Regions from separate parts of the Homo sapiens genome. Here regions 2 and 3 are each linked to region 1. The links are chromatin loops, found by intact Hi-C in ENCODE. Cell type or tissue: heart right ventricle. All regions are shown on one strand. Each heading gives the region's core, and the rest is flanking DNA. Links, peaks and the distances in the headings are about the cores only.

The links. Hi-C counts contacts between places; a loop is a spot of excess contacts. Peaks named below come from ENCODE experiments on the same cell type or tissue, not always from the same donor. Only the 100,000 strongest peaks of a DNase experiment are listed, where the experiment ranks them.
Region 2: it touches region 1 in a loop (5-fold over the local background); 75 of 110 quality-filtered maps call a loop at or near these places.
Region 3: it touches region 1 in a loop (8-fold over the local background); 77 of 110 quality-filtered maps call a loop at or near these places.

What each region holds. Positions count from the first base shown.
Region 1 is chr3:73,503,060-73,513,657 of GRCh38, reverse strand. All of the region lies in intron 3 of PDZRN3 (PDZ domain containing ring finger 3), which reads left to right. Among named protein-coding and RNA genes, the nearest start is that of PDZRN3-AS1, 120 kb to the left of the region's middle. In heart right ventricle, for the core only: CTCF peaks have their summits at 4,891 and 5,090 (motif pointing left); no DNase peak of the experiment used is centred there; H3K27ac peaks cover 5,162 bases.
Region 2 is chr3:73,826,765-73,837,362 of GRCh38, reverse strand. All of the region lies in intron 2 of LINC02005 (long intergenic non-protein coding RNA 2005), which reads right to left. Among named protein-coding and RNA genes, the nearest start is that of LINC02005, 23 kb to the right of the region's middle. In heart right ventricle, for the core only: no CTCF peak of the experiment used is centred there; no DNase peak of the experiment used is centred there; H3K27ac peaks cover 1,486 bases.
Region 3 is chr3:73,842,757-73,853,354 of GRCh38, reverse strand. The region is part of intron 2 of LINC02005 (long intergenic non-protein coding RNA 2005); the gene reads right to left. Among named protein-coding and RNA genes, the nearest start is that of LINC02005, 39 kb to the right of the region's middle. In heart right ventricle, for the core only: a CTCF peak has its summit at 5,001 (motif pointing right); no DNase peak of the experiment used is centred there.

The sequences.
Region 1 (10,598 bases), core at 997-8,996:
TGGACCTCCATGTTAAATTCTTGGTTTGAGGCAGGGAAAGATGAAAACTTACTTGCAGTGTAGTTAGTGTAGAGAGAGAAAACAGTGGCTGTAGTTAGGAACAAGTGAATGTTAACAAGTTTGCTTCTCAGGGGCATTGGTTAAACAACTTCTTAACTGGCCAGGGTCCAGCACGTTAATCATTAACCTAGGGCTGAGCATCTGCTGCCTGATGTATCCAGAATTAGTTTATCATTACCTCTAACGACCATCTTTTATGGTTCCGAAGAGCCTCTATGCAGTCTCTTATCACCGCCATGCCTAATCTTCATTTACCGGGAGCAGTGTGCTGATGTTTCTTAGTTAGACCAGAGTAAGAAGTTTATGGTCAGTTGATGAATTTTTAATTATAACTGTTTAAAAAGAAGACGATGACTATGAACAGCAGCTCACTCGTAGCAATCTTTGGACAGTACTTCGAAGTGACCCACTTTCCCATTTAACTCTTGGGAAGCCTGGGTTGCCCTGTTTTCGACTTTGGAGGTCCGTGGGCTAGATTCAGAGTGCCCTGGCAGGCTGGCTTGGGTTTGAGGCTGTGGCTGCAGCCTCCGCAACACCCTATCTCAGCACCTGGGAACTGGCCCTTGGTACCCGATTCTTTCTTCTTTGTGTGTGTGTGTAAATCATTTTCATTTTTTCTAATGATCAAAGTATACATTAAAATAAATGAAAGCAATACAAGTCCATGTGTATGGTAGAAAATCTGGACAATACTAAAAATGTACAGAAATGGCTTTTAAAGATTAATTTTCAACCTATAAACTAAGCTACTTTTCATTTTAGTGTCTTTTTAAAAACAGCTTTTAAAAACATTTTAAAGGGCTCATCATGTTCAAGAATGAGGGAATGTTTGGCTACAAGGCCTTCAGTATGACTCTATCCTATAGCTGGAGGTTTAATAATCAATTATATTAAAGCTTTTCTAAGCCTCCAGAAGGGTTTGTCTGGGTCTTATTTACTATAACAGGCAAGTTAAAGAAACTTGAGTTTAATTTATATTTCAGTTCACTTTTTTTAGACAACAAGTGCAATTTGGGCTTTATTTATGGAAGGAGAGAGTTGTCCTTCTCCCCGGAAAAAAAAAAGAAAAAAAACAACTAAAATTCCCATATGACGCTATTAAATGCCTGCCATTGGGTTTTATGTTTCCAGGATATTGTCCACATAAATATATGCAATGTTAAAAGAATGTGGATGCCTAGTAGCGTGTACGTTTTAGCCTTCTGAACCAAGGGTTTATGAAACTGGTTGAAGAGTGTTTTATTGAAACAAGACAAATATTTATGAACAATTTAGAATCATCTGTTTTGAAATGTAAAGTGCGTTCCTAGTGGTGCACAGAGTTCCAGGTGTTTCCTGTCTGAATTTGGAACGGTTCGCTGCTGTGATGGGCTTACAAAGTTGTGCTCTCCTAGCTTTTAATCAGAACTGAAGAATCACGCAGCTTCCCTGCTAATGCCAGAGCAACTGAAAGCACTCACAGGAACACACTTGATTAAATGAGTAGAAAGCCTTCTTGAGACACCTAGGTGTGTGTATGCTGAGCTGTTACATTTGTCATGGAATTAACAACAATAACAAACTTGCTTACCAAAGGAGCGCGTTAACTTCTGCAAGTGTATAAGTGTATAGGCTCTGCTGCTTAAACACATTCGTACCAATCAGAAGTTTACTTTCTGGTCTCTCTGGCTTCTGTGTTGTCACCATCCCTGGTTTCTGTGAAATGGAAATATTGTGTATTCGCCCAGACGGTTGGAAGCCGTTCATGTAAATATGGGCCGTTGTGATTTAACTGTCAGCCTGAAAGGCCCTACTTCCAAGGGCTCCTTTTAAACCAAGCACAATGAGGTGTCTGTTTTAGATGCGGCCGCCAGTCCTTGGTTGCAAATACATGGATTTGTTAGCCGTTTGCCAGCAGAACTGCTTTTTACAACATGCCCCGCTTTGTCTGCTGGCGTGGTGGACGGTACTTTAGGGCAGTGAGAAATGCTGCCATTATCTGCCTCCATCCCCAGATCTGTTCCCCTCATTGGCTCCGGGTTGGGATTGTAGGGGGAGGCGTGCAGCAAATCATCTTCTCTAGGAGCAGTCAGAAAATAAGAAGGGAAAAGCTTGCCCCACAAAGAATGTCCAAATGCACAAGCAAAACCACATGTGAAATCCCACCACGTTCACCCCCTGGAAACCCAGCTCTAGAGGATGCAGACGGGGGGCCCAGCCGACACCCAGGGCTGGAGTAGAGGCGTTTTATAAAGGATGATCTTTTTTCTAGCATGGACAACAAAGGGCTAAGAGAGTCGTCCCGCTTCCTGCTTGGGCCTTTCTGTTTTTGGGTTGGCGGGAGCCTTCTTCAGTAGACTTCACTTTCCCTGATGGTGAGAGTGTCAGAGACCACGATGGGTTACAGGCTTGCTTAATTGTTTTTTACTGGGGGTAAGAGAGGGGTGAAAAATAGAGAAAAGCATGAAAGAGAAATGAAGTCACCATATTTCTGCCATAAAAAAGTAGCCACTGGTAACATTTTGCCGCCTCTGCCTTCAGTGTTTTGTTTTCTCCCTTTGTATATGTTAAAAGCGATATCTGAATATTTTTCCTTCATATTTTCATGTCAGAACTGTAGAGTATTTCAGTGGTCCCCCCAGCCACGGTTTCTCTGTCCAAGGTTTCAGCTGCTTGTGGTCAACCATGGTCTGAAAATAGATGAGTATAGTACCTATCATAAGGTATTTTGAGAAAGAGACCACATGCATATATAACTTTTATTACAGTATATTGTTTTAATTGGTCTATTTTATTGTTAATCTCTTACTGTGCCTGATCTATAAATTAAACTTTATCATATGTATTTATGTATAGGGAAAAAATGTTTGTAGGGTTAGGTACCATCTGTGGTTTCAGGCATGCATTTGGGCCCTGGGCAATATATCCCTAGAGGATAAGGGGGAGATGACTATGCATATATAATTAAAGCTGTCCTTGGATCTACCTCCTTGACTCCAAGCTCCAAACCAGCCTCCTCCCCACTGCAGGAGTCGATCTCTATGAATGTTATGTTTTCTTTCCTTCTGTATTTTGTGCTTATGTGGTCTTTTAAATTTCCTTCTGACTCAGGCCTCTTCACTGGCATAGAGCACATGCTTTATTTATTCCCCTATAACTGGATATTTAGACTGCAGCTTTTTTGCTTTTCCAAGCAATGGTGCTGCGAGCCTTCATAGACCTTTTTCCTTGTGCGTGTATATGTGCTAGTGTTTCTTCTCGGGTAGAGATCTAGAAATGGAGCCACCAGTTTCCAGGCAAGACCAGACGTAAAAGGTTGTACATAAGGAGCACTAGTTTTACATACCCATGAACTATATTTATTACGGTCGTGCTTGAGTTCTGGCTGAAGAATTACGTGACACAAAAATGGACAGAGTTAGCTACAGGAGGCAGAAAGCGTGCAGTAGGGATCCTGTTGAATCCTCAAGCTAAGTAGTTTACCAAGCTGGTTGCAAATCTATTTGGTATTTTCCTGATTATCAAAATACTTGCCACTGATAGGAAACATTTGTTTGAGGGCCTCTCCTCCTCCACCCCCAACCTCCAGTGTACGACAGATGAATCAGTCATGGTAGAAGAAACAAATGGCTTTCTGTTGTTACTGCTTCTTTAAAGATAATCCGTTGTTTTCAAAACATTTGCAACGATTGCTTTCAAGGAAAGGGTGGCTGGAGGCCTCAGCCCCTGATTTCCCCAGGTGGAAACATTTGCAGTGGGTTTTCAGGGAAGTCACAGAGAAGAGCCGCCCGCCCGTGCCAGGATTCAAGGCAGGAAGTTGTCTGTTTGGTATTTACTCAGGCGTCTTTGGGCAAGAATTGATTATTCAATCAGAGTTGAAAGTTACTGCTAGGAGTTGCTTAGGCAGTAAGAGAAGAGGCTGTTTTCCTTGGAAAGGCCTAAAAGCCTGAATCTCCAATTTAAAATTAAATTTTGCTGTGACTTTCCTGCAGGATCTCAGGTGAGAGATACTTCTTGCCCTCCAAGACTGAAAGCCTAGTTTGTCAGTACGTTAGTTGAGTACTGAGGGAACGCCCCTTTGAGCCATAGCACTGGGAGATCCAGAAGGGACATGAGCCACCATCTCTTTCAATGACCTTGTTTTTATAGAAGAGGAAACTGAGCCAGGGGAGATGAAATGATCAGCCTAGTGCCCACATGTTGGAGAAATTACAGGACAAACAGACAGAGGTCCAATTTCTGCACCTAAAGGGCTGAGACCGCATGGGTCTGCGTCCTCCTGGGTCCGCCCTTTCCTGTGCCTGTTGCATGGTAGATGCTTAGTGAGCGTGTTGCCCTGAGACCATCCCATCTCCAGATGGCTGGTTTCCAATGTGATTATGAGGGCAAAGTCACTTCCTCACGGGGGGCTTGGAAAGTAAAAAAGGAAAAGTCAAAACACATAAGAAATGGAAATAACAGAGTAAGCCTGTGTGTTTTAAAAACTACTATTTATATCTTGCCTCCTTCCACAAAGGATTTAAGGCAGCTTAGGAGAGTTAAACACCAACACCAGAGCCCTCACTACACAGTAAGTAACTAATTGCCACGTGAGGCTTACAGATAAATGCTGAGAGCCTGGGTGGGGGAAATTGTCTTTGCTGCTGCAGAGACGTTTTAGGCCTGTCTGGATAAACCATAGGCATAATATATAAATAGAACCTCAAAGGGACACTAGGGGCTCTGTTGCCAGAGGTTTATTTTTCTTTTTTGGTTTTTGTATGAGAGGGCCTTGGTTATGGCTAGGGAAGTGGACAGGGGAGAGAAAAAATATTTATTTTCCAATGTATCAATTTTGTGTGCCATACCCTGCCTTTTCACATATCTCTTTCAGAAAGTTCTCCACGTTTACATTTCTGGAGAAGTTAAAATGAAAGACCCTGTTTACATTTATAGTTAAAATTAAAAACAGGATTTACCTGGGAGCTAATACCCTCCAGTGACTTAAGGTTGGAAATTAAGGCTTCCTGGCTTATCTTTCTTAAGGATAGAAAACTGTTCACTCCTAAATCGCCCCCTAGTGGTCCCTTAAGTCACTGATAGTCTCCTGCCCGAGGAGCTGCACGGCAGGTCCCAGTTGGAGGCACCATCATCTGTTGCATTGCTCCAAGGTGAAATTGGCCATCACGATGACAGAATTCTGCAAGGAGAAACTTCGGTTGACTTTTCTTCTTTCACTCCCAGGGTTTTCCTTTATGTCTTCACTGCTGTTTCCAGATTTCTGAAGAACAGTGCAGGACTGAGTTTATGCACGAAGCTCTGAGGACCAAAGGTGGAGGGAGGTCTTCCTTGAAAATTACTTTGCTGAGGCCTTGCTCCTTGTTCAAGGCAACACTATGGGAGGGGTTGTATGGTGGTGGCTGCTGCTCAGCAAGGGTGTCCAGCATGTGCCGGGGAAGAGAGGTTTTTTGAAGTACATTTCTAGTCGATAGCCAAGCCTATTGTGAAGAGTGGGAACAGGGCTGGTAATAGCTGCATCTCTTTTTTTTTTGAGACCGTCTCAGTCACCCAGGCTGGAGTGCAATGGCACAATCTCGGCTCATTGCAACCTTCACCTCCTGAGTTCAAGCCATTCTCATGTGCCTCAGCCTCCCAAGTAGCTGGGTTTACAGGCACGTGCCACCATGCCTGGCTAATTTTTGTATTTTTAGTAGAAACGGGGTTTTACCATGTTGGCCAGGCTGGTCTGGAACTCCTGGCCTCAAATGATCGCCCACCTCGTCCTCCCAAAGTGCTGGGATTACAGGCGTGAGCCACTGCGCCCGGCCAGCTGCATCTCAGAATTTTTGTTAGCGAGTCTGACTTACAATTGCCAATACCTGAGAGTTCCTTTAGTATGCAGTTTTAGATCTCCACTAAGGCTTCATTTAAATACATCTTTTCTTTGCCAAGTGTTCAGCTGCCAGTAGTGATTTCTCATATGGCTGATTCTAATTAGACCTGACATTGTCAAACTCCATAACTTCTCCAAGTTACAGAAGTGATACAGTTTCATTTCTAAAAGCACTGGAAAGCTCAGAGTGAGAAGTAACCTGTCATCTCACAATACAGAAAAATACCTATGCCTTACGTGTGCTTCATGAGGGGGTGGTAGAAAATGAGAATGAAATGGCCGGGCACGGTGGCTCACGCCTGTAATCCCAGCACTTTGGGAGGCCAAGGCGGGCGGATCACCTGAGGTCAGGAGTTGAGACCAGCCTGGCCAACATGGTGAAACCCCATCTCTACTAAAAATACAAAAATTATCCAGGCATATGGTGGCAGGTGCCTGTAATCCCAGCTACTCGGGAGGCTGAGGGAGGAGAATCACTTGAACTCGGGAAGCAGAGGTTGCTGTGAACTGAGATCTCACCATTGCACTCCAGCTTGGGGGACAAGAGCGAGACTTCGTCTCAAAAAAAAAAATGAGAATGAAATCTATGCTTATATGTGTGCATAAATGTTTTTAAAAAGAGATCATTTTCTGAGTGTATTGTTGCCTACTTTTACTTTGCAGTGTTCCACAAACAATATTTTGTCATTAGGTAGTTTTTCAGCCTCAGGGCTTTTAATGGCTATGTAGTATTCAACCTATGCCTGTGCTGGCTGTGATGCAATTTACCTCACCTATTACTATGGTTATTTTTACCATTAAAAACAATGCTGGGTTGAAGTTTTTTTTGTTTTTTTGTTTTTTTTTTTTTTGAGACATGGTCACCTGGGCTGCTGGAGTACAGTGGCACAGTCATAGCTGATTGCATCCTCAACCTGGGCTCAAGCCATCCTCCTGCGTCAACCTCCCTAAGTACTGGGGTTACAGGCATGAGCCACCGTGCCTGAAGATAATTATATGTAAATCCTTCCATTAACTTATGTTTTCCTTAAGAAAAATTTCTAGAATTGGAATATTTGTGTCATCATTTTAGATATCTCTCCAGAAAAGTTGTGACTATTGCTTTCCCACAGATCATATTCGAGTAAGTCTTTTCCCTGCCCCTTCCATAATACAGGGTTATTTTCAACTTTGGCCATGTTGTTGAGTAAAAAGTGGCACTAGATTATTTGAGTAGCTGATTGTTATCTAGTTGGATTGAATTTTATTTTCTTTTTCATTAGCCAATTGTATTTCTTCTTTGGTGCAGTTGCTTATGTTCCCTGTTACTGGGCTGGGCTGTTTATCTTTTTTCTTATTGATGTAGAAAAGCTTTATTTGTATTAAAGATGTCAACCTTTTCATCTTTGTTGTACACATTTATTCCCTGAATATGGTTTGCCTTTTCCTGAGACTGGGAGATGCCAATCATTAATTATATGATCAGAAAACTGTTATCCTGCCCAGGCCCGACTTCAGAAACGGACGTTGCAAGATCAACCTGACCAGCCCTGGGGCCTGTGCTCTCTCAGCCCTGAGGTACCACCTGCACCCTGTTATTCTGCTTATGTTGATATTCAGACTTGAAATTGTTCTGAGGATATCTTGTGTATTTTATCTCAGTGCAGAGATAATGAGTTTCACATGGATGGAGGGGATCACAGTGGACACCATTTCCTTTATTTTTTTTCTACCTGCTCTCTACCTGCCCGTACCTGAGTTCCATGGTTTGTGGCTGTGTTGATTCATGGGAGTCTTAGGGGGGATACTTGTCATATTTAAATGAGTTCACTTGACCATCCAAAAGATGGTTGAGTGCCTCCTCTGTGCTTATTACAGAGGGATTGGTTGGAAAGTCGGTTGGGGGTCTCTAATCCAGCGCAATTTTATTTTTTGCCTCAAATTTTTAAATAGAGCTTATTTTTCCTCACACTGACTTTATGTGCTGTTTTTTTTTAAAAAAACAAGAGGACATATCAAATCACCTATAAACTGATGCAGTTTGAATATGTGTGCTCTTCTGATACCCAGTAAGTTTCTGATGATGAAAATAAATGACCTTTAATAAACAAGTTACTTAGTAATATGTATATTAAACAAATAGTAATTCGTATTGTAAGGTTCCAAGCTTCGAAGGCTTGACAAATTCAATAGAATATCATCCACAAGGTAGACAATTTGAAAAATCCTGATTTTCTGATAGGTCTACTGGTTTGTTAAATAAAATGTTTTTTTTAATTTGAATAACCAATTGATGTTTTGCAATTTTTGTTTGGGAGAGGTATTTTTGCATTATTATTTCTACCCAGTGTATTTGTAGTCTGATTCTGCTAAAACAATAACAAAAATCTTGATGGAGTAAAGATAGTTGGGTGAATTAAATTCTATGACTTTTAATTCTGTGCCTTGAATCCTGAAGCAAAGTCTATCTTTAAGGACTGGGGTTTTCTCAAAGGGCTCAATCAGAGGGTAATTTCATATCAGAAGTGCTCCCAAATGATTATTCGTGGGTAACCAGTTACATAAAATGTCATCGTGTATAAAAGTATAGTTTAGTTCTTAATTAAAAAGCAAAATCTTTGCCTTCAGCTTCGTAATCTCATACTCTCAAATTCCAAGCCACCTCCCATGGGTGTCACACTATCTTAGACTAGGAACGGGATTTGGCTATAAATAAAAAACTAGATAGAATATCATTTCCAAAGAGCCAAGGGCACTTGCTGGAGTTGCTACAGAGACTATCCTTTTCCTATCACAAGCACATTCATATGAAAACATTGTTGTTTTGCTTTTTCCATACTTACTTGGAGAGAATTTCCCAGGAAGCCTTTTTGTGTATTTCCCCACAGGTCAATCAATTATGTTGTTAATTAATATAATGAAAAATTAGATCATATACATGCACTTAAATGATACTAACGCAGTTATCTTTATATATACAAGCTAGTGACTTATGTGGGTATAAGACCTCCTTAATAAAAAGTGGTATACTTTGGAGATGGGAAAGTGGCTTGTGGTTGCAGGGAGGTGTTAAGTCACAGCATTATTTCACTTCTTGAAAATGAAGCCCTCAGAAAATGGAGTCATTACAAAATATGTCAGATCTGTAATCACCAACCAAATGATTTGTCAGAAGCAGCCCAGGTTAATAATGGCTGTCCAAGAAAGAGTGTTCAGATGCATGTCAGGGCCGAATTGAGTCCACTGGTGTGGCTGAGATGAGGAGTCCAGAAAAATAACATTCTCTGTTTGGAACCAGGAAGGTTGTCATGGAGATGAAAATCTTCCTGGTCCCATAAAAACCCTGCTTGTCATCTGACTTGAGCCCCGTATTTGCACAGGTGGTTCTCCTGAGAAGGGCTGAGTAAAAACAAATCTATTCTTCCTGAATGGCGCCTTTATGTGTCCAAGAGAATATGTTTCCTTTCTTCAGTCCCTCAATTAATGACCCATTATCAGCTAATTAAATCATGTAAATTTTATGTGAGTTCATTTGTTACACCACATGCTAACTAAGTCTATTCCTGTGTGTTTAACCATATAACTGTTTTAATTGTGAGAATGAGGTACATCAGGTGGGCATCTGGAGAGAATAATAAAGTACTCAAGAAAAGCAGACACACATACACAGCAGTGTAATATTAATTTCTGTTTATAAAGAAGGCAGAAATATGAATAAGTGAATGTCTAGCACATGCCCTGTGACTTCGGGATACTGTGTTCAACTCTATTCTCTACAGAAAAGGAGTCACATGGCTGGGTTTCTGTTTCGCTGAGTTACGTTTCAGATGCAGAAGTCGACTGCATGATACAAAAACACATCTGTTTAGGCTCTCCCCCTCCCCACTCTTGCTTTCTTTCCTATGTGTCAGAGAGCAGAACTTGATCTTTGTATACATTTTGTATAAAAGCCTTAATTCTAGGTTTAATTTCAGTTTGTGATACCTTTCTGCCCCAAAAAAGTTCAAAGCTTTTACCAAGTTTCTCAAGGCACGTTCATGGTTGCACTGAGAGAGTTGAGTTCAGACACAATAAATGCTGTGTTACATTTTTGGAAACGTACTTGTATTGTCATTTAAGACCTTGCAAAGTACATAGGGAAAAGCATTAGATGATGTCCTCTATAGTCAAAAACTACCAAACAAAGCAAAAGAAGAATTTTTTATTGTTCATTGGATAAGGCCAAGTAGACAGCAATGGGAATAATACTTTCATTAAAGCTTTACGGATAAAGAAATGATTTAAAGTGAAGAAATCATACTTTTTTTGAAGCCTGGTATTTAAAGAATGAAATCATACTTCCTTGAGGTTTAAAAATATTCATGTGTAATGCTAGACTTTGGTTATGCATTCCCAGATGTTTAACGCACTCATCATTTGTAAATGGAACTTACGTCAGATTTATGACCTCAGAATCTTCAAGTAAATAAAGGACCACTTATACATTTGCTTGTAAAGGTAGCACCTAATAGAGAAAATTTGAGGGAACCATTAAAACAAGTATAGGTTTAGCTTATAAAGGAAACACTAGTATCTAAAACTAGTTTAATTTCTTTTAAATGGACTGGGTTACCAAAGTACTTCATGACATTTTATGTTAGTAAAATGTTAAAATTTTTAAGTTAAAATCAAGAAAGCATTGAGATAAAATTGTTTTATTCAAAACAAC
Region 2 (10,598 bases), core at 1,378-9,377, 320 kb before region 1:
CTCTTAGTACTGGTTTTGTTGTATCCTGTAGGTTTTGGTATTTTGTGTTTTTAAAACTTCCTTCTTAATTTTTGTACTGACATATTGGTAATTCAGAGGCATGTTGTGTAATTTCCATGTATTTGTACAGTTTTCAAATTTCCTCATTGATTTCTAGTTTTATTGTAATCTGAAAGGGTATTTGATACAATTTTGATTTAAAAAAATATTGAGACTTGTTTATTGGCCTAACATATTGTCTGTCCTAGAGAATGTTCCATGTGCTGATGAGAAGAATATGTATTCAGCAGCTGTTGGATAAAATATTCTGTAAATATCAGTTAGATTTATTTGATCTATAGTGTAGTCTAAGTCTGATGTTTCTTTATTTTCTGTCTAGATCACTTGTCCATTGCTGAGAATAGGGTGTTGAAGTCTTCAACTATTATTATATTGTGGTATATCTCTGCCTTTAGCACTAATAATATTTGCTTTATATGTATATATGGGTGCTCCAGTGTTGGGTGCATATATATTTACAGTTATTGTATTTTCTTCCTGAACTGATTGCTTTTTCATTATATAGTGACATTTCATTATATGAATGACACTCTTTGTCTCTTTTTATATTTTTTGACTTAAAGTCTATTGTATCTGAAATAAGGATAGCTTCTCCTCACTTTTAGTTTTGATTTGCATGGAGTATCTTTTTCCAGCTCTTTACTTTTAGCCTATGAGTGTCTTTACAGGTGAAATGAGTTTCTTATAGGCAGTATATACTGGAGTATTGTTGCTATTGTTTTTAATCCTTTCAGCTAGTCTATATCATTTAATAGGGAATTTAAACTACTTAAATTCAAGGTTGTTATTGACAGGTGTAGACTTACTCCTGTCATTTTATTAACTGTTTTCTGGTTGTTTCTGGTTGTTTAAAATATCCTATTTTCCTTTCTCCCTTTCTTTCTGTTTACCTTTAGGGTTTGATGGCTTTTTGCAGTGATAAGGTTTGATTCCTCTCTCTTTCTCAGTTGTATATCTGTTTTACCAGTGAGTTTTATTCTTTTGCATGTTTTCATGATGGTAGTTATCATCCTTTTGCTTTCAGATGTAGGACTCCCCTAAGCATTTCTTGTAGGGCTGGTCTAATGGTGATGAATTCCCTCAGTTTTTGCCTATCTGGAAATGCTATTTCTATTTCAGTTTTAAAGAATAGCTTTGTTGGGTATAGTATTCTTGGCTGCCAGGGTTTTCTTTCTTGGCCTTTAAAGTTTCTGCTGAGACATCTGCTGTTAGTCAGATGGGGATTCCCTTATATATGATTTAATGCTTTTCTCTTGCTGTTTTTAAAATTCTCTTTGTCTTTGACTTTTGACAGTTTGACTCTAATGTGCCTCAAAGAGGATTCAAAGGGATTTTTGAGCTTCATAGATCTAGATGTTCAAACCTCTCCCAATACAAGAGAAGTTTTCTGCTACTATTTCATTATATAAGTTTTCTATGCATTTTCCTATCTCTTCTGCAATTCAAATGCAAATGTGAATATTTGTTCTCTTAACGCTCTCCCATAAGTCCTGTTGGCTTTCTTCAATTTTCTCTTCTTCCTCTTCTTCTTTTTCCTCTGCTTCTTCCTCTTTCTCTTCTTCTACCTCTTCCTCTTCTTCATCTGTGTTATTTCAAAAGATCCATCTTCAAGTTTAGAAATCCTTACTTCTGCCTAGTCTATTGTCAAAGCTCTATTCCATTTTAAAATATTATTAATTGAAATCTTCAGTTCCAATATTTCTGTTTAATTCTTTTTTTATAATAGGTATCTCTTTGTTGAATTTCTCATTCAGATCCTGAATGGTTTTTCTGATTTCATTGAATTGTCCATCTATATTTCACTGAGTTTCCTTAAGATCATTTTCAATTCTTTTTCCGGAATTTCATAAATTTTATTTTCTTTGGGGTTTCTTGCTAGAGAATTATTGTGTTCCCTTGGAGATGTCATGTTTCCTTGTTTTGTCATCTTTCTTGTGTGGTGTAATAGTCACTTCTTTTAATTTTATGAAGTAGCTTTCATAGGGAAATACCTTTTCCTGTATATGTGCCCTATAGCATTTGTTGGGTAGTATGCTTTGACTTTGGTTCTGGCTGGGCACAGGCGTGTAGTTTCCAACAGTATCAGACTCCAGACAAGTGGACTTCTGACCCTTTTCATATGGGTGAGATGCACAGAAGCTCTGATGCTGGGTGGGGTTGCTGGCAGCAGCAGGCCCAGGTGGGTCACTTCTTAGGCTCCTGGGTGGGGGGACATGGGCACTCAGCAGCTCCACTACTGAAGTGAGCAAGATTGTTGGTTGTGGGCCCCAGGCAAGCTGGCCCCTGGGCCCCTGGGGGTGGTATCTGGATGCTTAGTGGCAGAGTGTGTGAGGTTGTCAGTGAAGACAGGCCCCAGGCTCTTAGCTCTCAGGCCCTGGAGAGTGCATATATTGGCTCCCTCTGTCTTTGAGGTTGCCTCCCTGCTGTGCTGGACAACCCCAAGGTGCCAGGTGCTATGTGGGCTCAGGTGCCAGGTTTATGGCTGCATTGCTGAGTCCAACAGAGGTTGTGCCCCTGCAGCCTTTTGTGGGTGTAGTAGGATAATGTCAGTACTCCAGAGATGTGGAGACACAGGGGCTATTGGGCCACTGGGCAGAATGCCTTACATATATTAACCTTTTGGGTAACTCTTTTTGGTCAGCTGCCTGTTCAAGTCTTTTGCCCATTTTTCTATTAGGTCATGTAAATTTTCTCTTATTAATTTGTTGAAGTTATTATATATCTGGTTCCTAATCTTTTCTCTTAATTATGTTCTATAAATATCTTCTACTTTTTCACCCTTAAGTGGTATTTTTGGATAGACATTATTTAAATATGATTCAAATTACAATTTTTGTTTTTATAAGAACACTTTTTGTGTTCTAGACCTACTCTAGGTCAAGGAATATCGTTTTATTTTTCTAAAATTTTTATCTTTTTCTTTTTAAGTTTTATCTTTCACATTTGGACCCATAATCAATCTAGAATTGAGGCTCTTTGTATGTTTGTGTGTGCTTGGAGTGAAGTGCTGCTCAAGATTCACTATATGCTATATAGATGTCTAATTCCACACAAATTTTGTTCTAGTTACTTAGACCATTTCTCCACTGAACTATATAAATTATAACTCATTTTTCCTATCATTTTGCACAAAGGATATTTTCAAAAATTGAATCACATTTTACTTATTTTTATACTTTATATTTTGTAACCTAGATTTTATATCAGTTTGTCATAAACCTCATTAGAATATAGATCTGCATTACTACTTTTTATAACCATATAATATTCTATTGGATGGCTGTACAATAATTTATTTAATCCATCTTCTATCAATTGATATTTAAATTGGTCCAAATCATTCAGTAAAATAATCAGTGCTATCAAGGTGATCTGTGACTATATAGTTTTGCATATTTATTAAAACACTTATTTTTAATACAACCAAGAATTAGGATATCCACATTTTCAGGCTTTTAATCAGAAGCAGCTATATATACTGTGAATCTAATGAAGCTTAACCTTCAGGGTCCTTCATTTACTCAGGCTCTTTTCTCATTCCTGTGCCAAATTTCTTGTTTATAATTTTGTGTCCTTTAGCAGTGATTAAGAGTGGTCATTTTCCTCCATCTTTGCCCCATGTGGCATCATCAACTGAAGGTATCATTTACAGGGTCCATTGTGGCTTTGGGTGTGGGCTACCTTGGGCTTGTTAAGTCCACTGCTTACTTTTCCCTGCCCTTATTGTCCAAATACTAATTTGTTAATGGGAAGAAGAATTTAGCTTGCCCAGTTATACAGTGTGCCTCTCTAAAGGACTTCTGGTGACATTTTGTACTGATCTTTTCATAATAACAAAGAATGTCATCCATTTCAATCCCATTAAGAAGGAAATAGTGAGTACATGCTTGTCACTGTGTTGCAAGGAAATAACAGTATTCAGAGGTGTATGTGTGACAGTGTAAATAGCAAAACTTTAAAAAACACAATTTATTTTTCGGAATTCAAGTGATCTGAGCTTGATTTAAAATGAAAGTTAAAAGTCAAACTACCATACCATCTGCTTATGTTGCAGCTTTATGTCTTTATCCATAAATTTTCACTATAAATTTTTTCTTCTCAGGCAGATAAAAATATGAGAAAAGGAGAAATAAGGATATTGAGCCTGTTTTTGCTGAAAGGTGTGATAAATACAGTATAATCTGATCTGCTTTTCTGTTTAAATCATTAAAATTTTTATCTAATCTCAGTCACTGAGTAATCATAAGAAATGAGTGATAGAACTGCTCTCTGCCCCATTTAAAACATACACTCTAACTACCCTTCACTTAAAACTTAGGGAAAAAATAATATAAATGTTGGAAGCCCTATTAATAAAAAGGACATTGTGGGAGTCATTCACATGGAACATTAATACAAAACCTACTTGATTTATAAAGCATTCCAATTCGTGGTCTCCCTCATACTTATCAAAACTTTTATTTCCAGTTGATGGCTTTTTTTTCCTTTTAAATGCCCTTTTCCTCTTTGAGTTTATACACACCACTCTTTAACAGAACAGCTTGTTGGCCATTTGTGCAAGAAGTAAAAATGCTTTCATGAATACAAGTTACTCATTTTTTGATGTAGGGTTTGGCTTTGACCATAACTTTAGGTAATCGTTGCAGTCAACAGATGTTAGAGGGTGCCGTCCATCAGGATGAACAAACCCACGCAGTCAGATTAAGTAAAGGCATCTGGAAACAGCACAACTGAGAATAGGTTTTATGACACCTGGCAAGCAGCCTTCTTTTCTTGTAATACCTAAAAGTTTCTGAGTAAAGAGGGCATTGGCTGATAAGCTTTGTAGAAATGTCACCCAATATTAGGAGAAATGATTTCCTTTCAGAACAAAGACCAAAATGATAAAACAACTCAAATGGGGAATGATATAAATAAATAAATAAAACCCTAAGTTTTTAGGGGACCTCTTTTGAAGGTGGATTTTTTTTCTTGTCAGCTGAATATTTCCTAAATTCTGTTTTCCATTTTCATAGCCAAATCTACTTATATGGATAGCTTCACTGAACAGGCACTTTTCTGGGCTGGGGATGACATAGAAAAGAACTAGAAAGGCCCTAAATTACATCATTTCCTTCCACCATAAGAATTTTTAAAAAATATTCCTGAAAACACTGCATGTTCAATTCCATCCAAGTCCTGAGGGTTCTTGATTATTTTTAAAAGGTGTTACTGTGAGATATTTCAAACATGCTGGTAAGAACGAATAAAATTATAAGGAATACCCATGCATTCTCCAGTCAACACTGTTATTTCATTTCTTCATTAAAGAATTAGACAAAATATAACTGAGCTCCTCTTGTGAATTCCTCTCTGATTCATGTATGTTTTTACAATTTTATCATTTTATATTCATAAACATTAACTATTGTTCTGATATTTTAAAACATTATGTATAGTGTATGTTGTACTTCTATTTTGTAACTTGGTCAGATTTTTCAATGTTGAATGATTATGTAATAATCTATACTATTTATTCATCTATTAACAGACATTTAGGCTTCCAATATTTTGTTCTCACAGGTGTGTATAAGAGAGGAGATGGAATTGCTCAGATGATAGGTATGAGCATCTAAACTTCAGAAATGTTGCCAAATTGGAAATATAGCTGAGCAATAGGTTTATACCAATTTTCCTCCTTATTTCTTAGATAGTTTCTACTGTTTCTATTTGAAAGTCAGCTATTATTAGTCTTCTTATTTATCCTTTGGAAGCACCATGTCTTTTTTTCTCTGGGTGCTTTTAAGATTTTCTCTTGTCCTTTTGTTTTCAACAATTTGATGATACTAAGTCCTAGAGTGGTGGTTTTTATTTATCCGGTATAGGATTCACTGAGCTTATGAAATCTTTGAGTTGAGGTCTTTCACCAGTTTTGAAGCATTCTTTGTCATTATCTCTTTAGCCTTTTGTCTAGTCACCCAGCATCCCATGTATACTCCAGAACAAACTGTCTCATGGGGAAAACCAGCCAGATCTCCACAAATTTCCAATCCATCCGCCAGGATCAAGCACTCATAAAAGTCCTCAAATTTGTTCTTTCCTCTAGTAGAGTCACTGTGTTTGGATTAAGCCTTACCCTGTCTGCAGCCCAAATCAGCAAATATCCCAGGAGAATAAATGACTGGTCAGCTCAGGTCTGAAAGTTTTCCCTACCCCCGAATTCCAAGTTATCTGGTCTTTGTTACTTCTATAGCTCCCCAGTATCTTTAACTATACAACTTTGGTAACTTATCTAGCTTTTTCTAGTTTTTGCACTGGGAGTGTTGATCTGCTACAAGTTACATCATGCTACCTGGAAGCAAAAGCATTCACTGCATTGCCTAAAATTTGAGAGATCCAAAAGTTGGCATAAACACTTTACAACTGCCTTTGAGCTAGCTCCTGCCATCAAAACCATAAACTAATCCCGACAATTGAATATTATGAAAAAAATTAACAAACTGGGCTTTAATCAAAATTTTAAACTTTATTTTTTTAGAAGCCTCCTTAAGAAACAAGGAAAAGGTAAGCCACAGACTGGGGTAAAATATTTCCAATAACTACATCTAACAAAAGGTCCATATCTAAGATTTATATTTAATCTATAAAGAAAACTAAGAGGACAAACTCCATTTTTTTAAATGGGGAAAGGTTTTGAACAGATATACAAATGATCAATACGCATTTGAATAAGTGCTCAACGTTATTATTCATCAAGTAAAACCACAATGAGTAGCACTACAAGCTCACCAGAATGGCTAAAATTTAAAAACTGACACCTCCAAATGTTGGCCATGATATGCAGCCACTTGAACTCTTTATTATAGCTCATGGGAGTGTAAAACCATGCAAATACTTTGGAAAAAGACTGAGATGTTTCTCTCAAAAGTAAACACAAGACTGACCTAGAACCAAGCAATTCTACTCCTAAGGCATTTACCCAAGAGAAACAAAAGCCTATGTCTACACAAAACTTGTACATGAATGTTCATAAAGCTTTATCCTAATAGCCTCAAACTAGAAACGACACAAACATCATCAATAGGTGAATAAATAAATGAGATATAATCCCCTTTAAAAGAATTACATGGGCCGGGCATGGTAGCTCATGCCTGTAATCCCAGCACTTTGGGAGGCCGAGGCAGGCAGATCACGAGGTCAGGAGTTCAAGACCAGCCTGGCCAACATGGTGAAACCCCATCTCTACTAAAATACAAAAATTAGCTCAGTGTGGTGGTGCGTGCCTGTAATCCCAGCTTCTCAGGAGGCTGAGGCAGGAGAATTGCTTGAACCCGGGAGGCAGAGGTTGCAGTGAGCCAAGATTGTGCCATTGCACTGCAGCCTGGGCAACAGAATAAGACTCCGTTTCATAATAATAATAATAATAATAATTACATGTTATATTTTTGAAACATCATTAATCAAATGACATCATCACGATTTTTTCCTTTGGAGGAGTAAGGAAGAATCATTATTCATGCACTGAAATATTTTTGTTGTCGCAAATATCCATTATTCCAGATACCGTACTTGGTAATGGTTTAGATATACAATGATGAGCAGATTGGGTATGGCTACTGCCTTCACTCACAATCACATGACAAAATTTCTGAGTTTACAAAGACAAAAGTGTTTATGGACTGTTTATATTTGTGTGTTTGTTAAACAGCAGAGGGGATAGTGATTATTGATCTTGATGTAGCATCTGGAAATAAGTTTCTATTTAAGAATTTGCACTCCACTTAAGTTTGCCTAGGTGAACGTTTTATAGTTTGGGTAGAGAGATGATGGCCACTGAGAAGCTTGGAGCTTTGATGCTAATCTCTGCAGCTTCCTTTAACAAAACTTAGGGTCATTTGATCTTTTTGCGTTTTCATCCCTCCTTCTTTAAAAATAATCCCGATTTTAGGTGTGGGGTGTTAAAGGACCTTTAGCCTGATATAACCACCCACCTTGTATTTCTGACTTTAATAGCACTAGATTGCTTATAATCTGGGCAATTTCTCTGCTTATTTGGCTGCTCACTTCAGCTCACTTCAATTCCTTCTCTTCCTTAAACTGTACATATGTTTTTTTTCCTCCCCCCAGGCTTCCTTTGCTGTTTAACTGTACTTCATACATGCAGGTATCATGTCTTTATGAAGGTTTTCAAATTAAGGAGGGTACCACTCCCCTCTGCCCACCTCTACATACCTCTGTGTGCCTAACTTCATTATATCAATGGATGAAAATCCCACAGCTGAAAATAGGCACTAAAGTACGTCACAATCTGAAGCTGGTCCAACAACATGCTCTAAAGGCTTATAAGTAGTTGCCCAAAAAGTCCCTATCACAATGAAAAACTCCACCTGCTATTTCTAATTCACAAAAACTGACTACTTGAGAGGAGAAGGGAGTCAAAGTCAGATGCCAAATACTTTCCTCAGCAGTACAATCCCTTCCCATGTCCCCTTCCCAAGGACTTCATCACACTCCACCATCCAAGTGAGAAAGGTTTTGAGACATCCATGCACAGAAAGAAGGCATGTATGAAATGAGGGAGATACTGGCAATTCTTGCCCTGGTTGGATGTCTGCTTAGGCAATGGACATGGTTTCTTTCTACTCAAGGGAAAAGAAATCTGGAGAAAGAAGGCACAATCACTTAATTATCACAGTTTAAGCCACTTTACTATTAAATCGCCCAAGAGAGCTGCCTCCCAGCCAAGAGAGACACAGCTGGTGGTTGTGGGGTGGGCCACCAAGAATAGAAGCTGAGGGGGTGGAGGAGGGGGCCGAATGCAAATCTGACTCTGGGGTCAGCTGCTGCTCCCAAGTACCAGTTCTGTATCTCACGAGCTATGTGAGCTTGGGCAAAACACTTAATTTTTCTGAGTCTTAATTTTCTCATCTGTAAAAAGGGATAGTCTAAGTATTGATGTTATAGGATTTTAATGAAGCTTACACAAAATACTAGAAAAAAATATGCTTCACACAGCACTTAGCATGAAATGAAAGCATATTTAATGGTACTAAATATAATAATTGTGTTCTCTGCTTCTAAAACAGACTTTATCCCAGATCTTTATTGGAGTTGGAGTCCTGAACCTTCTTTCCCTCTCCCCTCACCCCTGGCATGCCTCATCCAACCAGTGCCCAGCTTAGTTTCAAGGTCTCGGTCCTTCTTATCCTATTGCTGCATATCTTACTGTAGTTTAATTAGCTATGTCTGCCTGTGTCCACATATCATTAAAGAGCTGAGTTTGGTAGTGCAAACATTCTTATCCTGCTTTCTAGAATACTCTGAATTGTGTGATAAGAAGGTACTCTGGAGACTTGCAACAGCCAGACATTTAGCAAATCCCAGTGCCCATATTTTGTGAAGAAAACACACACCCTGAGTGTAGCGGTGCTGCAAAACTCATAAGACAGAGCACAGTAAAAATACTAAGAGGCTGAACATACCAATGGAAAATGACTAGGCCATGTATAATAATAGAACTTTGACCTGCAATCTGCAGCAGCAGTCCAGGAAGCCAGGCTGTTCTAAGTCAGACTTGAAGGAAGCCAAATTGCTGTCTCGTTACAATCCAGGAAGCCAAACAACAACCCCTGTAGCATTTGGCCCCAAACAACAACCCCTGTAGCATTTGGCCCCAAACAACAACCCCTGTAGCATTTGGCCCCAAACAACCAGGGCTTGATTAGTACCTGACAGCTTCCCTAATTGTCGTCCCTGCTTACAACAAACCAAAGAAATCCAAATGTGCACCCCTAACCAAATAGGTAGGATGCACTACCTCTTAGCTCACCTACAGCTTCCCTGTGTCAACAGCTTCCAATCAGGGCATACTTGAAGCCTGCCCTTGCTGCCTACTATAAAGTTTTCCCACTCTTCTGCCAACCTTTCAGCCTCTGCCAAATGCGAGTGACAGTGGCTGACTCCTATACTACAGCAAGCTTTGAATAGTCTGCTTGTCCTGATTTGGTCTCTGTTTATTTCCACAATATTTAAGTACAAAATCTTATTTCAGTTTTATCTTAATGAAATTTGGCCACATATTAAGCTTTGGCTATGTGGTATCATGCATAATGGCTGGTCTCACTGTGGGGTACCACAGAGGCTTAAGCTTAACCTTTGGCATCTCGAAGGCACCCAAAAGTGAAACACAGCTGAATAAGAAATATCAAGACCCCAGAGTACCTGCCGGGAAGGAATCAAATATTTAACAAGCTCTAAAAGTGAATGAGGACTTTGCCCTATTCTAACTAGGTTAACTCTAGGAGAAGATGACCTGGCTGATCTGTAAGGTAATTAGCAAATGTCACATTAAAATTAGTTACACAGTCTGATGAACCATTGAGTCCCACTAACATCATCATAAATAGTCAACTCTTTTTCTCTATTTTTATGTTACCAATAAATCCCAAATGTATTGGGAATTACCAAACTTTCTGCAACAATTTTTATTGGCTATTTTTCCCTAATCTCTATATAACATCATTTTAAAAATAATGGAAAGTTAGGCCAATCTATTATTT
Region 3 (10,598 bases), core at 1,304-9,303, 340 kb before region 1:
TCTGATTTTATTACTTTAATTCACTTACAGTTGAATTTTTCATTTCTATCCACTGTGCTGTCTACAGAGTTTGGAGCAAAAAGTTCAAAAGCAAAATTAAGGTTGATATAAAGCAGTGATTTTCAATCCAGGGAGATGTTGCCCCCCAGGGGGCATTAGGCAATGACTAGAGATATTTTTGGTTGTCATGACTGGGTGTTGATCCTGCTGGCAACTAATGGATAGAAAATAGAAATGGGGTTAAACATCCTACAATGCACAGGACCTCACAACAAAGGGTAGGCTGACCCAAAATAATAACGGTGCCTAAACTGAGAAACCTGATATAAAACTTTTTTTTTTTTCACTTTGCTCCACATGGGTAACTAAGTTGTGGGCTTTCAATCCCTGACCATGGAAAAATCATTAAGAATATGCCTTCAGTTTAAAAACGTGAACTATTATTCTGCCCCCCTTCAAAGAACTTTGTGCTCTGAAATGAAGGGATATGTACAAATTCTGGCCAATTAGTCTGTGGCTTATTTAAGAACAGGAAGAGGACAAGGTGTGGCAAGGACTCAGGAAAGGAGGCAACCAAAAGAAAAAGTATTTCATTATATTTATGCTAATTCTTCATGCTTTACGTCTTCATAAACATGGGAAATTTGTGTGGAGAATGATAGCTCTTTCATGGGAAATGAGAACTTGCTGGTATTAACTGGCATAATTACAAACTGGCATGGGGAATCTGTGCATTATACTGTTTAAAAAAATGCATTATCCACAAAGAATGACCAGAGGTCTGTTCAAAAGACATATGGTCAATTTCTAAGACTTGAATCCTCTGGCTTTTAAGATGATGCTGGGTTGAAATGCACGTTCTTGAATTAGGAGTTCTCATGGACCACAGTTATACAGGATTCATGATTTTTTTTTTTAAAGATGGCTTTTGAAATGTGACTGGGATCAGATGAAAAACACCCTATAACAGCTTTTTCTTTTTCTTTTTTCTTTCTTTCTTTTTTTTTTTTTAGAGACATGGTCTCACTCTGTCACCCAGGCTGGAGTCCAGTGGCATGATCTTGGTGCTCACTGCAGCCTTAAGCCTCCTAGGCTCAAGTGATTCTCCCATCTCAGCCTCTAGAATAGTTGGGAGTACAGGCATTCGCCACCATTCCCGAATAATTTTTGTCTCACTTTGTTGCCCAGGCTGGCCTTGAACTCCTGGGCTCAAGCAATCCTCCCACCTTGGCCTCCAAAAGTGCCTGCAGGTGTGAGCCACCACACATGGCCCCAAAACACCCAATAACCGGTTTCCTTTGGTCAGAACTGCTAAATTTATTTGGTAAAGGGTTCTTCTTGTCTCTAGCTCTACCTGGCCATTTCACGAAGCTCAATGAATACATCAGGAGTACAAACTACAAATTAGGTAGTGCATGTTTCAGATAAAGGTTGAAAGAGATAAGAACAGATAAGACACATCATGGGACCAAACCAAAGAAAACACACCTTTGGGCTGGGTCTAGCCCACAGGCCACTAGCTTGAAACTGATAGACAAATAAGCTCTAAAGTCCTTTTCAGTCCAAAAATTGTATGGTTTTATTTTTAGCAAGAAAACTCATTGCTGCTAGGCATATTTTTAAAATGCGGTTATTTCCCTTATTGTGTCATTTCCCTGCTCAAAAGTCTACAGTCTACAGTTGTTCCCTACTGTCCCTCAAATTAAATCCAAGCTTCTAAAAATGCAGAGCTCTACAATCTGGTCCAAGCCTCCCTTTCCCCCCTAATTTCACAGCATCTTCTGACATTCATTCTAGCTTTCAGCCCCAGAGGATTTCACGTTGCCTCAACCAAAACATCACCTTCCTATCATACTTCCCTTCCCTATCATACTTCCCCTCCTGGAGTCTTTCTTTGCCCAATCACTATCTCAAAGCAGACTGCTCTCTCCTACCCTGTCTTGTCCAAAGCCCATCATGCTCCATTCTCAAATGTCTTCCTTTTCAAGTCCTTCCTAATTCCCCCAGAGAGATGACTATTATCCTTAACACTTGAATACACCTCTGGCCACAATCTACCTGACAGGGTGAAATAGATAAGATTTTAGTCCTGGGCATCAGCTTTACCATTAGCTAGCTCTTAACTCAGGGCAATTTATTTAACCTGTTAAACCTCAGCTCCCTCACCTCGTTAATGAGCATGTCACCCAGGTTTGAGCTGTAACCCTTGTTCTCAGCAGGTGACTGCTTAATCTCTCCATCAGTTGTGCTTAGTTCACAAGTTGGTTTCTATAAGAAATCTAGTTATACCATGCAGTGTAGAAGCTCATGCTTTTAAGTAAACACCTCTTTTACTTAAACAAGTATTTATATCATCTTCAAATTCTTCCCTCTACCTCTCCCACCCCACCTCCTCAGCACTTTAACCACTCCCCCAGTTCTGATTTTTTTCTCTCTTGGTCTCTTCAGACATCGTAGATGTATCCACTTTGATTATGCAGAAAATTTCACTCTGTCTGTGATCCTACATTCATGCTTACAATCCTGAAGTCATCTTCCATTTTCATAAAACAAGGAAATTCTTGGCTTCTTAGAAAGTGCCGGAATTGCAGTGCTATTTACAATAGCAAAGGCATGCAATCAACCTAAATGTCCATCAATGATGTACTGAATAAAGAAAATGTGGTACATATATACCATGGAATACCATGCAGCCATAAAAAAAGAATAAGGTCATGTCCTTTGCAGGGACATAGATGGAGCTGGAGGTCAATATCCTCAGAAGACTAACACAGGAAAAGAAAACCAAATACCACATGTTCTCACTTATAAGTGGAAGCTAAATGATGAGAACTCACGAACACACTGAGGGTAACAACACACACTGGGGCCTTTTGGAGGGTGAAGGGTGGGAGGAGGGAGAGGATCAGGAAAAATAACTAGACTTAATACCTGGGTGGTGAAATAATCTGTACAACAAACCCCCATGACACAAGTTTACCTATGTAACAAACCTGCACGTGAACCCCCAAACTTAAAAGTTAAAAAAAAAAGTAATGGAGATATTAACAATTTTTTGCTACTAACAATAGTAGTACCCATCTTATGGTATTGTCATACAGAGATGTAATCCATATTTATGTGTTTAGCATAGATCCAGCGCATAGTTAAGTGCTCAAATCTTAGGATACTGTGATTACAGTTCATCTTGTTTTGTCTTATAAGATTATAGACACGTTAAGGGGAAGACCCTTATTTTATTCATCTTTCAATAAATAGCACAAAATTCTGTTCTCTGCCTTGGCTCCACATCAGTCACCTAGAGACTTTGAGCAAACGCTCAGGTCCCCATTCCACATCAGGCACATCAGAATGCCTCAAGTGGGGGCCTGCGTATCAGTGTTTTCCAGGTAACTTTACTGTGCACCCTGGCTTGCAACAACCATTTAACCTATTACCTTACATGCAGCAATAATAACTGCTACTGCAGGTCTCACTCTTCTTACAGGATAAGCATTATCCTAAGCGCTTTTTTGCCTGGATTACCTCATGACAGTAGTTGCTAAAGATCCCCAGGTAATTCCAATATACAGCCGAGTTTGAGAACCGGTTCCTTATTAAACTCTCACTACCGCCTCTTGCAGTAGAGTGTGTTGTTATCCACGTCTTACAGTGAAAACTGAGGTTTAGGGAGCTTAAGCAATGTGCTGGAGTCCTTCAGACAGCAAGTCAAGGGTGAAGATGAAATTCTGACTTCATTCACAGGTCTCCAGGCTTTCTTAGGAGGAAACAAGTAAGTGTTGCTAGGTTGAGTTCTCTTGCCCTTAGCCTCACAGCAGTTGTTGCTAAGTGGGAGAAATGTTCTTGTGATGCTCCATTTTCTTTTCCCTGTCACAACCCAGGTCATGTTTTTCACTAGCTGTTCATATTGGTACTGCATTTCTACCCTCTCCATGATGCTTCTTAGCCAAAGAGATTTAAAAGCCCTGATATGTTATTTTGTACCATAAAACAAATCCTGAGATCTTGGCATACTTAAAGGAGGACATGCCTTGATTTCAAATCCATATTTGCAAATAAGAATATTCTCCCATCCTGTGCATTAAGATATTTGGTAATAATAATGACCTACTTTTGTTATACTGCTTTATAGATTTTAAATGAGGTAAGGTGGAATAATGTCTCTTGAACTCTAAAAGGTTTGCAGTTTGGGTTCTAGCTATGCGTGTGAGTAAAATTTTAGTTACCTAAGAGATTTAGCTTAATCTCATAAATGATTTTAATGTAAGAGAAAGTAGAAAACAATCTAAGCCAACATTTCCCTTAAAGTCTTGATAGAAAAAAACCATAATTCTCTAGCTGGAAGAAAGAAGTAGCCAAGTCATAGTGTTGCCAACACATAAAGTATATGTTTACCCAAATGAAATATTTTTGATTTGCTAATTTATGAAGCTGTGCAGTTGGGCTAGGCTTTTCTCACTGGTTCCTCCTTCTCCCTACACTACTGTAAGCATGCAGGATTCACCTTATCCCCCATTCACCTGCTCTATAGAAGCCCCCACTTCCAACATCCAGATCAATGGTTCTCAAGCTTTAGGATACATCAGAACCACCTGGCCAGCCTATTAAACCACAGCGTTCTGGACCCCACCCCCAGAGCTTTTGATTTGCAATTCTAGGAGGTCCAACTATTTGCATTTCTAAAAAGGTCCCAGGCATTGCTACTGATCCAGGAATAACACTTTGAAAACCATTAAGTTATATGATCAAATGATCTATTAAAAGCTGAAAAATTTGTGCTTTTTCTGAAATTTCAATAATCAGGAGCATGAGGGTAAAGCATGAATATCTTTTCATGTCTAAAGAAGCACTTTGACTAACAGGTGCTGACAATAATATATTAACAAAGCAACAAGTATTTATTGAGCCCTGCTACAGTCTAAGTAGATGCCCCTGCGTCTACTTAACATTGGCAAAAGCAACGAGGTATTGTGAGAATTGTAGCAGCCCTGGTTACCTGTAGGTGGCAGAATATTCTAGCATAAATGACTTTTTAAATTTTTCTCGTAAAATGATTGATAACTTTCAGAAAGATTTACCAAAATCACTGTTATTTTTAAAAAGAGAAGGAAACATTTTAAAGTATAATGGATATAATATTCTATACAAGAAAAGGAATGTTATAATTTGCATCATGTATTTGGTAGGTATTGAAAAAGCAATATTTAATAGTGCTTATGAAAAATAAGTATTAAACACTATATGCAAAGCTATGTATTAAGTGTTTTACATGAGTTCTGTGGCTTAATGCTCGTGGCAAGCCTATAATGTTAATATTCCGGTTAAATAAAAAAGAAATCTAAGGCTCAAAATTCTACTCATTCTTCAAGTCCTGTTACATGTAGGCTTTTAGTTGTTTCATAAAGCTTTTGCTTAACATCCCTTTATAGGAAGCAATCTCGTGCCTTCTTCCTCCTCTCCATCTCTCATAGTAGTTTTCATATTGTTTGTTGGATTACTGGTGTTCGTGTAATCATCATATTCCTCCTTTGCAAGAATGTTGTAAGAATTAAAATTTTAAATGAGGCAATGTATATAAAAGTAATTTGTAAACACACACACATACAAATTATTATAAACATATTCTGTTTAGTGAGTTGAATGGTGGACCTTGTAAAAGAAAATCTCAGAACCCCAAAAGGAAAAAAAAAACTAAGCTGAAAGCTGAGTCCTGCAAGAAACTGCCTTTCCTTTTGTTCCTAAGCAGATAGTTACAGACGAAAGGTAAGATATCTCCACAGCGAGCTGCTCTAGGTTCACTTTATCTTTATGTAAAGTGATGATTTACTGAACATGAGTCAAATACACGATTGACTATTCTGCTCCTTTTCTCTTACAACATGTAGATTCAGTAATATGACCATACCCTCCCCCTTTCCCCTCCAGCCTGCTTTTCCCCTTTAAATATTGAAGCCCTCAAAATCATCTTTGGAAAAAGGAACGGACCACAGACTGCTTCTGTGATTGTGTATTTCTTTTTTTTTCTGGGCATGTTCTTAACCTTGGCAAAATAAACCTCTAAATGATTGAGATCTGACTCAGATACTTTTGGGTTTAAACCCCAAAAATGGTATGTTCACATCCTAATCTCCAGAACCTGTTAATGCAACCTTATTTGGAAAATGAATCTTTGCAGACGTAATTAAATTAAGGATCTCAAGATTAGATCATCCTGGATTATCCCAGCAGGTGCTAAATCCAATGACAAGTGTCATTAAGAAGACATACAGAGAAGACAATCACAGAGAGAAGAGAAGGCAATTTTAAAACACAGGCAGAGACTGGAGTTAGGCAGCCAAACACTGAGGAAAGTCTGGAGCTATCGAAAACTGGAAGTGGCCAGGCACAGCGGCTCATGTCTGTAATCCCAGCACTTTGGGAGGCCGACGTGGGAGGATCACTTGAGATCAGGAGTTCAAGACCAGACTGGCCAACATGGCGAAACCCCAACTCTACTAAAATTACAAAAATTAGCCTGGTGTGGTGGTACTCACATGTAGTCCCAGCTACTCGGGAGGCTGAAGCAGGAGAATAGCTTAAACCTGGGAGGTGGAGGCTGCAGTAAGCCAAGATCATATCACTGTACTCCAGCCTGGGTGACAGAGCAAGACTCCATTTCAAAAAAAAAAAAGAAAAGAAAAAGAAACTGGAAGAGGCAAGGAATGATTCTCCTCTAAAGCCTTGAGAGAGAGTATGGCCCTGCTGACACCTTGACTTTTGGACTTCTGGCCACAAAACTTTGAGATAATTAATTTCTGTTCTTGTAAGTCACACAGTTCATGGCAATTTGTTACAGCAGCCCTAGGGAATCAATCCACACTGTAATAATAAAAGCTAAGATTTATGGAGCTCTCAGTACATGCGTGCCAACCCAACACATAAGTTTGTTCAATCCACATAACCAATCTATTAGTTGAGTCCTCTTAGAATCCATATTCTATAAACCAAGAAACTGAGGTCTAGAAAGGTTAGGTAACTTGCCCCAGGTCACACAACTACTAAAGGGCAGTTAAGAGACTCCAACTGCAATTGCCCTGACTCTAAACATCCGTCCAGCCACTACCTTTAAAACCTTTTGGTGTACTATAGGAAATAAAAGGTGAAGAGACATTCCTCCTTTGTTTAATGAGTAGGTTCATAACTTTTTAATGAAGGAGGATTTAACAAATTCAGAAGGAATGTTTTCTTAGTAACATTGTCTTAATGGCACAGTCATTAAGATTGTTAGGAAGAAATTTTGTTTTAGGTCTATTAGCAAGATAACATTGGAGCACAGAAATTGTCAAACCGAACACAGTCCCCACGATGTGGAGAAGAAAAATCAGAATCTCCATGGGGAGGTGATGCAATTATAGTTTGAAGGAGCATATTCAAAGTTACAATTTTATATTTCTTAGGTGAAAAGAGTTACTTTTCTTTTTAATATTTGTTTATTAGATAGGGTCTTGCTATGTTGACCAGGCTGGTCTCAAACTCCTGACCTCAAGCAAAACTTTCATCTCAGCCTCCCAAAGTTCTAGGATTACAGGTGTGAGCCACCTTGCCCTGCCAATTTTTTTAACTTAAGGAATTTTCTTCTGGAGTCTTCCTTTAATTTCATGTTCCTCAAAGTGTAGCCATTACTTGTTTGTTTGTTTTTTCAATTTAAGAGATAAGGTCTTGCTATGTTGTCCAGACTGGTCTCGAACTCCTGGCCTCAAGCAATCCTCTAGCTTCAGCTTCCCAAAGTGCTAGGATTGCAGGCGAGAGCCACCATGCCAAGCTAGTGAAGCCATTTTACTCCAAGTGCCTACTTCACCTAAGTGCTTGGTTTGTTGTTCTTGTTGTTTTTAAAAAAGAAAACTCAGGCCCAGACCTACTGAATCAGAATCTCTGCATGTGAACCTGGGTATAAGCCTTTTAACAAGCTCTGAGGTTGAGCAATAAGTTGGAGAACTCCTGCCTTCACATTGTCCACAACTATGGTGCCACCAAAGGAAGATTTCATATTACAGCAGCCCTAGGGAATCAATCCACACTGTAACAATAATAAAAGCTAAGATTTATAGAGTTCTCAGTACATGTGCACCAACCCTACACATAAGTTCATTCAATCCATATAACCAGCCTGTTAGTTGAGTCCTCTTAGAATGGAATTGGTTTTACGTCAGTCGGTGGATTTCAGATAGGGTCTTAATGCCACTAGTCACTTTCTAATCTTGGGCATCAAAACCCTGAAACTCAGTACAGTGAGTGGTGTACCATCTTTATGCTAGGAGAGTAAGGGTGGTGGATGGTAAATTTTAATGTAAAAACATAAAGCAAAAATCAGTGATACTTAAAATTACTCTTGAAAAAGGAAAATAATTTCGGTTGCCCAGCATTGAGAAATTTCTGCTTCTTCCATTGTAAATGAAGACTTCTTGCTTTTAAGGAGTGTGTGTGTGTGTGTGTGTGTGTGTGTGTGTGTGTGTGTGTTGGGAGGGAAGATAAATGCATCTTTGAATACTTAACTTGTTCTCACCCCAGTGTGATTTGTTTTTCACCCAGTGAGAGGAACAAAGTGGTGGCGATTAGGGGCAGAATAAATAACAGGTCTACCTCTTCTTCACACCAACTCCTGGACACAAGATCTTTATGTAGAACATAGAACAAATTTGGAACATCATTTTTTTTCTCCCTTATTCCTTCAGCTTCTTTCTCCCTTTCTCTTTTTGCCAAAGGACTGTCATCAAATTCACATCAGTGAAATAGATTAATGATGGGATTCCAATACATTCTCCTCCGAAAAATGGATATCTCACCTTGAGAGTGTTTTAAATTACATCCTTAGTGCAGTGTCTGGCATGTCATAAACATTCAGTAAAAGGGAGTGATCTTTTTCAAAGCTGCTCCTGCTACTGTCATTAGTGTCAGGGATGTTTGAGAATTAAACAAAATATATATCTAAGAAACCTAGACTACAGTAGATGCTTTCAAAAATAGCTAGTATAATTATTTTCATAGCATGGCCAAATACCTAGGCCTTGAAGATGCTGAAGACATCCCTGCAGATTGCCATCCTGTATATGAGAGGAACATGTCATACTGGCTACATGAAGGAATTATGAGTTTCTGTTTACATGGAGGGTTTTTTTCATCTCATATTAGAATTTCTATCAACAAAGAAGTCTTTCCTTTGAGAATAAAATACCTAGGAATGCAACTTACAAGGGATGTGAAGGACCTCTTCAAGGAGAACTACAAACCATTGCTCAATGAAATAAAAGAGGACACAAACAAATGGAAGAACATTCCATGCTCACGGATAGGAAGAATCAATATCATGAAAATGGCCATACTGCCCAAGGTAATTTATAGATTCAGTGCCATCCCCATCAAGCTACCAATGACTTACTTCACAGAACTGGAAAAAACTACTTTAAAGTTCATATGGCACCAAAAAAGAGCCCCCATTGCCAAGACAATCCTAAGCAAAAAGAACAAAGCTGGAGGCATCACGCTACCTGACTTCAAACTATATTACAAGGCTACAGTAACCAAAACAGCATGGTACTGGTACCAAAACAGAGATATAGACCAATGGAACAGAACAGAGGCCTCAGAAATAACACCGCACATCTACAACCATCTGATCTTTGACAAATCTGACAAAAACAAGCAATGGGGAAAGGATTCCCTATTTAATAAATGGTACTGGGAAAACTGGCTAGCCATATGTAGAAAGCTGAAACTGGATCCCTTCCTTACACCTTATACAAAAATTAATTCAAGATGGATTAAAGACTTAAATGTTAGACCTAAAACCATAAAAACCCTAGAAGAAAACCTAGGCAATACCATTCCGGACATAGGCATGGGCAAGGACTTCATGTCTAAAACACCAAAAGCAATGGCAACAAAAGCCAAAATAGACTAATGGGATCTAATTAAACTAAAGAGCTTCTGCACAACAAAAGAAACTACCATCAGAGTGAACAGGCAACTTACAGAATGGGAGAAAATTTTTGCAATCTACTCATCTGACAAAGCGCTAATATCCAGAATCTACAAAGAACTTAAACAAATTTACAAGAAAAAACCGCATCAAAAAGTGGGCAAAGGATATGAACAGACACTTCTCAAAAGAAGACATTTATGCAGCCAACAGACACATGAAAATAATGCTCATCATCACTGGTCATCAGAGAAATGCAAATCAAAACCACAATGAGATACCATCTCACACCAGTTAGAATGGCAATCATTAAAAAGTCAGGAAACAACAGGTGCTGGAGAGGATGTGGAGAAATAGGAACACTTTGACACTGTTGGTGGGACTGTAAACTAGTTCAACCACTGTGGAAGACAGTGTGGCAATTCCTCAAGGATCTAGAACTAGAAATACCATTTGACCCAGCGATCCCATTACTGGGTATATACCCAAAGGATTATAAATCATGCTACTATAAAGGCACATGCACATGTGTGTTTATTGCGGTGCTATTCACAATAGCAAAGACTGGGAACCAACCCAAATGTCCATCAATGATACACTGGATTAAGAAAATGTGGCACATATACACCATGGAATACTATGC